2 separate regions of the Homo sapiens genome follow, and region 2 is linked to region 1. Evidence: chromatin loops called from intact Hi-C (ENCODE). Cell type or tissue: IMR-90. All regions are shown on one strand. Region 1 has its middle 200 kb from the start of CELF2-DT. Region 2 overlaps LINC02663 (long intergenic non-protein coding RNA 2663).

The links. A loop is a pair of places that touch in the nucleus more often than their neighbours do. Peaks named below come from ENCODE experiments on the same cell type or tissue, not always from the same donor. Only the 100,000 strongest peaks of a DNase experiment are listed, where the experiment ranks them.
Region 2: it touches region 1 in a loop (4-fold over the local background); 6 of 110 quality-filtered maps call a loop at or near these places.

The regions. Positions count from the first base shown.
Region 1 is chr10:10,658,872-10,663,871 of GRCh38, forward strand. It overlaps a transcript of CELF2 not described here. Among named protein-coding and RNA genes, the nearest start is that of CELF2-DT, 200 kb to the left of the region's middle. In IMR-90, no CTCF peak of the experiment used is centred here; a DNase peak (open chromatin) is centred at 2,510; H3K27ac peaks cover 1,675 bases.
Region 2 is chr10:9,606,467-9,611,466 of GRCh38, forward strand. The region is part of intron 5 of LINC02663 (long intergenic non-protein coding RNA 2663); the gene reads right to left. Among named protein-coding and RNA genes, the nearest start is that of LINC02663, 270 kb to the right of the region's middle. In IMR-90, a CTCF peak has its summit at 2,322; no DNase peak of the experiment used is centred here.

The DNA of each region.
Region 1 (5,000 bases):
AGAATATCTAGGTCTTTTTTTAGAATTACAGAAACTACAAGTGCAATGAAAGAGCTTTCTCTTTGGTTTGAAGGGCATTTGTAACCACTTACCCAGAGTTGAACTCATAAACAGATCTGCATAACTGGGGTGGTTAAAATAATAAATGTTCACCAGAAAAATGCTTCACAATTGTTTGACCTCTGATTATTGGAAAAATCAAACAGAAGCTACCTAGACCCTTGTTGTAGAAATGCTGTTCAAATTGCTTTATTTAATACTAGCTACCTCAAGAGCCTGATAATAGTGGTTTTTGCTCCTTCGTTTTTCTTGATCCGACTAATCCCTCAATTTCATAAAGAAACAGGAGCATATTAAAGAGATGTGCCCCATGTACAAATAATTTGTCACTGTTTCCATAATGAGAGAATCTTCTTCCAGTAAGATTAGTCAGTGAATTGTTTGCTCTTTAATAAAATATTTATGTTATCAAGTCTAAAATGCCCTCAGTATTGCAATATTTAAAGGAATTTCAAAGTGAGTAATTGCCAATGAGTGTCATGTAGGTTATTTTCCTTTAGCAATTACCTATTCTGTCAAAACTCTCGAAAGCAAGAATGTCATGCTTCTCCCTCCCCTCCTCATCTTCTTGCTTCAAATCGCTCCTCTTATTATGGGGAGTGAGGAAGGAATCCATCTTGGGCATTGGTGAATTTTCTAGTTCATACCTTACCTGTCCTATTGCAATGGCATCCAAGGTTCTGGCCTCACCTCCAGTTCCCAGACCCTTCAAACCACCCTGCATACCCTAAACAGAATTGACTTCCAGACACACAGATCTCAGGTTGTCAGCATGAGGACTATTTAGTGCCTTCGGTTCCAGCTCCCTCAGTGACAGGCAAGGCATTTCCCCAGCCCTACCTGGCCTCTCCTTCATTCAACAACTGTACCCTTCAGCTACTCAGATCCACCAGAATGGCTTCAAAGAGACTTAGCAGGGTTGATTAAGGATCTGGAGATGGGGAGATTTTCTGGGATTATCCAGATGCCCTCAAGGTGATCACAGGGTTGTTGAGAGAGGCACAAGGGTCAGAGAGAGAGAGGTGGCGTGACGACAAAAGCAGAGAGTAAGTAGGAGATGTGACAATAGAAGTTCAGAGAGAGCTGAATATGCTGCTGGCTTTGAAGATAGAGAAAGGGGCCATGAGCCAAGGAAACCAGGCCTCCTCTAGAAGCAGGAAATGGCAATAAAATGGAACTTACCTTTGATTCCCCCAAAAGAATTTCATCAGGAACCTTTTCTTGCTGTTAAATTGGGTTGCTAATTGATAAACTGTTCACGGATGATCATGACTTAAATATGTCACCTTTCACAGATATAATAATAACAACAATAGCTATGTATGATGTCATAGCAACATTGCAAGGTAAGTTTTATCCCAGATTAAAAATAGTAAAGTGGAGGCTCAAAAAGGATAAGAAAATTGCCCAAGTGATAGTGTGTGTTGGAGCAAAGGTCTTAATTTTGGTTTACCTAAGTCTAGAGTGTTCACCTTTCAGCAAGCCCATGCCATCTCTGTGGCTTACTGATGCTGTGGGTGTTTATTCCAACCACCACTTACTTTAGCAAGCTTTTCCTAGCACCCCCAGATGGATTTCTCCACCCGCTCCATTCAGCAGCTGCTATGCCTAGTACAGTACTTCTCTTAGGCACTCCCAGTATTTTATTGCTGTAATGGCTACAATCAATTCCTTCACCTCATTCTTCAAGGCTGAGACAGCATTTATTTTTTTCTTTATATTCCCTAGCCTCTAATTCAGTACCTGCAATGCCATAAGCAGACTAAAATGTGTAATAGAAGAAAAATGAATGAACGATAGAACATTTTACATTTTTGCAAAGTGTCATCCAAAAGCATGACCTATATGACATTCATTTTTTAAAGGAACCTGGAGAATCAACAATCTTTCTCTATCCCTTTCTGTAATCCAAAGTAAACTTAAAGTAAATTGAACCCAAATGGAAAATTCTACAGAACGAACACACAGGGATGCTAACATATTGCCACCAATCACTGTCATCTGTGTCGGGGACTCTGAATAACTTAGTCATAGTCCCTGTTCAACACAAGTGTGTGATCAAAATAAACAAAACTCAGAAAAAGATTTTTTTTTACATCTGCCTTTTTAAAATTGAGGTATAATTTACATACAGTGAGATGCTCAGATCTTAAATGTGTTCTTCAATAAGTTTTGATGAATGCAAATCAAGACAGAATACTTCTCCAGTCCCAGAAACTCCTTCCTGCCCCTTTCCAGCCATTTCCACATCCTCTTGCAAAGTAATCACTGATTTGATTTTTATCACCATGGATTACTCGTCTACGGTAGACTTCCATTTAAATTGAATCATATAGTGTCTCCTTTTTGCATCTGGTCTCTCTCAGCAAGATATCATTGAGATTCAACTATGGTTGTGTGTATTCATAGCTCATGCTCTTTATTGCTGAGTTGGATTCGGTTTTATAAACACAGCACAGTTTATGTTTACATTCTTCTGCTGATAGACACATCTGCGTGGTTTCCAGGCTCTGGCTTGTATGAATAAAGGTGCTATGAACATTCTTGTCCAAGGCCTTTTGAAGATATATGTCCAAGGCCTTTTGAGTTCATTTATCTTGGATATATACCTAGGAGTGGAATTGCTGGCAAATGTTGTAAACACCTATCTGCATTTTTAACAAATGAGGTATATTCCTTTAACTTTTCAAATGTTAAATAGATATATAAGTGATGATAACTGTACTGTGAAAGTTAGAACATCATCATAGTAGATTTAGTTACCACGTTTCTAGGGTCACTTTCCCTTGAAGCAGAGGCTGAGACAGGAATTCTTATGCAAGGAGTGAATTGAGGGAGTGCCCCAGCAGGAACATATTAGGCAGGAAGGGAAGCAAGTGAGGTAGGGAATAGTTAAGTAAAGAGGTGGTTTCAGATGAATTTCAGCCTTATTCTCATCCCACAGAAAGTTCTAGAGCATCTCATCTCAGGTAAGAGATACAGACCTTTGTATCTAAACATCAGTCAATCATTTGTTGAGGACAGCCCTGCTCCAGGGCTATGGGGTTTGCAAGTAGAAGTAGCCTCCCAGGTACCTCTGGGATGAGGAGGCTCCTGGAGAGTTGCGGGGGGTGGAGGTCAAGGGAAAGTCCCTGGAGAGGAGAACAGCTGTGAGCCATTAACAGCCAGCACACAGCACTGGGTGCATGGGAGCACCCGCCTGGTAAAAGGGTCTGAGCGGCCTCCAACCACGTCCACTGTACCAGCTCAGCCACTAGGAGACATAAATTCTCTTCATATCACAATTTACCTGCATATGTCCAAGGTAGAACAATCCATGCAAAGAAATGCACTCAGACTTCATGTGGAAAGGTCCACCCTTCAGGGCTCAGATCCAGTGACTCCAGTAGACAGTTAGATATTTGCCCAGGCTTAAGATAAGACTAAAATGTGCATGACTTCTCAGTGAGTTAAAAACTCAGCAGCAGCTGCCACCATTGAACGTCTGCCTGGTGACTTTGCACCACAGAGACAACGCAAGCTGAGATCCTCCAGCACTGGCCTGATTCCCTGTAGTGGCTTCTCACCCTGTGTCCTGGCAGGTCAGTCACTTCCGAATACAGAGATTTGCAGGCATGGTAGGCAGATGAGGAAGCACGTGACAAAAGGGAAATTTGTGTGCCTAAGAAGTCTCATTTTGTAGTAAAAGTGACCCCCTTCTCCATGACCCTGGTCTTTGGAGCAAGTGATGTCTTTCTTTAAGGAAAATTTTAATGCTAAATTGACAAAAAAAAAAGTGCAAACAAACCAGCAATGGTGGAGGGAGAAATAGGCAAGAGCCTTGGAATCTACCAGATGATCTTTTGACATAGTAGCTTTGCTTTCTGATGTGTTAATTGGAGAGCACATTAACCACTTGCCGAAAAAGAGAAGTGTCACTACAACATCAAATGCTTCCATGGCAACTCAGTGTCAAGATGTCTTTCCATGACCCCCACAGCACTTGGCACAAACAAAGCCCCATTCCAGCTTCTTGGTCTGAACTCCACTGTTCTGAAGGGTCTTATTCACAGCAGTACAAGGAGCTATTGTTCCACTTCTAAGAAATAAGATGGTGGTGGAAAGGAGAGCTGTTATTGCAAACTCATCATACTTTATTATTTCCATCAAAGGAAGAGAGGAAGTCCTCAGGCAGGCTTAGCTGAAATATTACAGGGGCTAAGAGGTGAACGTGAAAAACCTTTCATTTTAAGCGTGCAGCAGCTGCTGTGTACACTCAAAATATTGTGAGGAGGAACTTGCCCAAGAACAACCATGAAATTGAGCAACATTTATTAATCTCTGGTTATTTCTCCGTGGTTGTTCAGAAGCAAGCGGCTACAAGTTAATATTTAGGATCGTTCAAGGGGAATTGCCTCATATGTTGCAATTCCTCCCTAGTTTCCCCCAAAGAATAAAAGCACAAGAAAAATCCAGGATATTCATACACTGATAGAGAACAAGTTTCAAGAACTCTTAACTCTTTAAATTTTGACCAGTCTCAAACTAATATGACATTGATTTTGGCTATAAAAGCTATTCAATCCATTTGAAAACAGGTTCAAAGAATGTTTATGTCAGTAGCTAAACCGAGGTGAAAACAGGAAGAAATACTGAAAGTTCACTATTTCTCACATAATGCTCAGAAGAGAGAGTAAAATTGTTTGTGGATGCTGGAAAATACAGGGTAAGATGATAAGAAATGCTTCCGTTGGCTGACCCATTGAAAAACATGTTAAGGCTGACTTTTTGTTTATAGTTATTTATCAGTGATATCAGGCTTTCATATCCCTGGCCCTGAATATCCATCCAAGATGAATCACAGCATGCAACAGAAATATTATTACATTTCTAACTCAACAGTAGCCACATGTTATGTAATTAAAGCCCAAATAGATTCTTCAGTATGTCATCGTCAGTTT
Region 2 (5,000 bases), 1.1 Mb before region 1:
ATTCCATTCTTTTATTCTACAACATGGATGATCAGTATCTTCTTTAAACATTTTCCAAATTTCAACAAGTTGAGCTGGTTCTTACAAATAAAGCTGTAATATGCATCTTGGTACATATTTTCTTGCATATTTATGAGATAGATTACTAAAAGTATACTTGAGTTAAAATGTATATACAGTCCTCCCAAATGGTTTATATAATATATAATTCTGTCATCACTGTTTGAGATTCTTTTACTCTATATCCTCACAAACACAAGCTTTTATAAATCTATAAAAATGTTATGCCAGTAGGTAAGCAATATGTAACATCTTATTTAGTTACTGTTCTTGGACTACTGCTGTGTCGTTCTGTTGATAAGATCTTTGTATTTCTTATTCTGTGTATTCTCTGTTCATATTTCTTGACCTCGCTGCTGAGATTTTGTTTGTTTATTTTTTAGAGACAGAGTCTTGCTATGTTGCCCAGGCTGGTCTTGAACTTCTGGCCTCAAGTGATCCTCCTGCCTCGGCCTTCTAAAGTGCTGGGATTACAGGCATGAGCCACTATGCCCAGCCTTTTGAGATTTTTGAATGTGGATTTTTTAATTTGTAAATCTCATTTTTATATTTGAGACAGCAGCCTTTTGAGTAACCATGACAATAGTCTTTTCCTCTAGTACAATTTTGTTTGAACAAAGTAATTTACAAAGATCATAGACCATATAGTTTACAAATAACATGTATGGTGTGTTTTCCCAATAACATTTGCACCACATTTAGGGGCCAACTTGAAAAGGAGACCATATCGCAGGAATGTTAAGAACCCTATCTTAGGAATCAGGCAAATGTATGACACATTTCAACTTTGACATACATTAGCTGTGTAACTTAAGTAAATTATCTAAACTTTCTGATGTTCAATTTACCAGTTTTTAAAATGGAAAGAATATCTCTTTAATTTAGGTTTTTGTGAAAAATATTTTAAGTAAGAAAATGAGGTGTTCTAATATGCATTCCATGTGGGTACAGATATTTGTTTCATAATACTCAACTTTCTATAATTTCTATCCCACTTAGGTACAATGCATATAGATAGACAGATAGATAGATAGATAGATAGATAGATAGATAGATAGATAGATACACATACACACACATATATATATAAAACTGCCACAAAAATCATTACACGTGTGTCTATGTATGTGTAGGTATATATGTATACACATACATATATACACATATGTATATACATACATAATTATATGTGTATATATACACGCATATATACATACATAATATACATATGCATATACATATACATATATATTTATATATAAATATAAGTTTAAATGTATACATTTCTGTGTAATCAAGTAATCTAGAACAAATTCCTTATCAGAGATCACATTGGAATCTTGATAAAACGGGACGGAATAGCTTGAAATTAACTTTAAGCTACAAATTAAAAAATATTTATATACAGTATAAAATAGTTTTACAAACTAGTTTGATCATGGTGCATAAACTTCCAAATTATTATAGCAAAAATTTAGTACACTTGCTTCAGCAAAATTTTAAAATATATTTTCCAGTGGGGAGATATTAATGTAACTTAGTAGCTTTTATCTAATATGCAAACCCTGTGGCTCTTTGGAATATTGTGTTAAGAATTCTGAAGTCCACAGAAAAGAGAGCAGGGAGTAAGTAATGATGCTGCAGGAAGTGTGGTTTGGCAGTCACTTTTTCACGCATTTGATACTACTGAACACAAAGAAAACAACTGTGAAATTTTATTTCACAGATCATTGTTTTAACTGTATTTTTTTCCCACACAAAATTGTAAGCCTTCCATAATTGCTTAGTTAGATTAGGGGTGGCCTCTGGGGTTGGTTGTTAGCTTTTTCCACTAACTGATACTTAGCTTTGTTTTAACAAAATGTCCTCCTCCTTAACTATGTTTCATTTCAAAAGTCAACCCAGCTTAATTTTATCCTACTAGTGAAATATTGACATAAATAGGGAATACACATAATTTCCAGGGAAAGGAAACTTGTCAAATATGTTAGTATATTATGTCTGCCTCCATGATCCCAGTTCTTTCTACTTAAGATAGTCATATGTGTAAAATGTAATTAAAATTGGAGTTAAGTGAATCAATCTTTTAAAAATGAACAAAAACAATAAAAGGCTAGTTTAAACAAAAAGTCACACCTCTGAAAATAGGGGCATCAAAAAATCTATATTCCTGGTGTTCTCTATATAATACTGAATTATTTAAGCTCTTTTCTAAGAGTGTATTCCAGAGGATGAAAAAGAAGTATCTGTGTTGTGGAACATAGAGGGAGCTGTTGGCAAAGGGATAGTAAAACAATCATAAAATATACAGTGAATTTTTTTATTAAAATAGATTTTTTTAAAACCTTACTTTCAAGGCATCAATTGATAGTTAAAATGTATAATAGAATTTGATTGAAGTTAATATTTTTGGAAGAAGATTGTGGTAGAAATTATCTTTAAAAAAAAAAAAAAGATTTTCATGAAAAACAGGCCTGTTACTATTCAGAACAAGAGTACCTTGGAGAGGATGGAGGCTAATGCATTACATTTTGTTATTTTCACTTTATATTGTGTCCACTAACATGACACTGGGATTTATTTAGAGTAGTATAACTTTGCTCTATTCCTTAGATTTAAGTTATTTGCCCACTGAGAAAAATGTAAGTTGTTCTAAGGCATTTAATGTTATAATATTTGAAAGTTACAAATTAATGGGTTAAGTGATATAATACAGGGACAACGTTTGGGAAGGCTGATATCATGGTGATTCATAGCAACATAATTGCCACAAAAATTATTGCACATATAAAACAAAAAAACATTTGGTTGATGACAAGTACTGAAGGCAAACAATATACTAAAGTAATTGAACATATAATCTGAATTTGCACCACTTGGTTACTGTGAATTAACCAACATCAACAGCAACATTTCCTAAGAATATACACCATCAATTAGCATTTGAATGTGAATGGAAAAACAGATTCACACGGTAGTAGAAATACAAAAGGAATACATTTTAAAATAGTTTTTAAACCACTGTTTACTAAAAGACCTATCCAAGGCACTCTGATAAATGTTTATTCAGTGCTTGTGACCAATGCAGCAAACTCATGTTAGGAGTATTGGTTTATCATGGCAGGTTGTCAACAGCTAGGATATCATTATAAATGATCTTGTCTTTTCTGTTATAATTCAACAGAACAACTAAGAAGTATAAATGAAACTGCTCGAGGAGATGGAATTCAAAAGCGGGTTTAGCCCTGGTTTTGAGACAGTACGAAAGTTTGAAGGCGCTATTATTTAATGCGTGTTTAGTTTACTTTGGCATTTAGTCCTCAGCATAACATACTCTGTTAGCTTCTCAACTGGAACAGCCCCTTGATGTGGGCCTTACCCCTTCACTCATTAATAGAAAGTGAGTCTCTTAAGCAGCAGCATTTTGTGACCTGTGTCCCCTCGGTCACCTCTAACAAAATGGTAGGAGGGTGGTTGTGCGTTCCTGGGAGATTTCTTGTCCTCATTTCCCAGTTTATTTTCAAATCCTGGTTCTAGAATTAACACATGATTATTACCATATTCTTACATGTATGATCAAAGGTGCAGGGATTTACATACCACAATACTAAGATTTTTATTGAATTCCTATGTGGTTGGAGAAAAAACTCATTGGCAGGTAATTTTTAAAATATTGCCTGATATTTGAAAGAATGCTATCAAATATGTTTCCAAGTTCATTTATTCTCTCTCTAATATGGCTCTACAAAACTTAAAAAAAAATTATATACAATTTTCTTCTCATCCTGTTGGAAAGCACTTAGATGCAAATGGTGAAGGTATCTAGAATGAAAACCATGTTTTTAATTGCCACTAAATTGCAGACACTCTGCTTGCTGTCATAGGAAATGGTTAAAACAATGAGAAATACATTTGTCAATAAAAGATCACTCTCATTTATTTTTGATGGAATGCAAAATGTTCTAACATTAAGGAGGGGGGCTTGGCACTATGTAACACAATTACATCTACATTTACCCTTTGAGTCAGCAATACAATTTACTTTGAAAATACACATTCACTAATACAAAACTATAGATGCACAAGGTTATTTATTGCAGCAGTTTTTTGAATAGCAGTATATAAAAAATTACCTCAGTGCTCAACCGTAAAAGATGGATTGAATAAATATTATAAATATATAGAGTAATAAGCAGCTTAAAGATTGAAGAATATCCTATGAACTGAACTGATAAGAATATAGTTTTAAAAAGCAAAGCAGCCTGAAAAACGTAGGTTTAAAAAAGAGAGAAAATAAGAACTTGACTTTTTTCTCAAAAAGAAACTTATGATATAAGCCAGTAACAATTGAAAATGGGTACGTGGGGAGTGGGGAAGCTGGCAATGGTGGAGATGAATGGATAGGAGAAAGTCTTCTCTAAGTAAACCAGTAAACCTGACTATGTTATATAATGTTGGCTTGTGAACTAGGTTGTAATTGTATACATTAAAAATAAAAGCAAAAGCAAAATAAACATGAAAATCCTAAATATGGATATAAACAAAAATGAAGGAAACTTGCTTTATATGAAATTGATAATATAATCCTTGGAAAACATATGTGATTTCTGAATATAGTGCTCCAATTGTACAAATTTAGAATTAGACATAGTCTAAAGAAAAACAAAACTGAATGAAATTTTGAATGTTACTTAATAGGTTTATTATGAATGGTAGTATTAACTTGCTGTAGTATTTATGTATGCTTTTGTATAAATTTTAGAATTGAGCACCTGTATAACTATATTTACTGTTTGGAGCCAGGATTTTTGCTGTGATTAAATTAGGAGTATGGAAATAATTGGGGAGAGGGGGAGAAAACTCTTTAGTACTAGATTGGATTTGGAGGTATCAGTTTAATCTTGTGATCTTATACAGTATTTCTTAGCTCTACTAAGTTA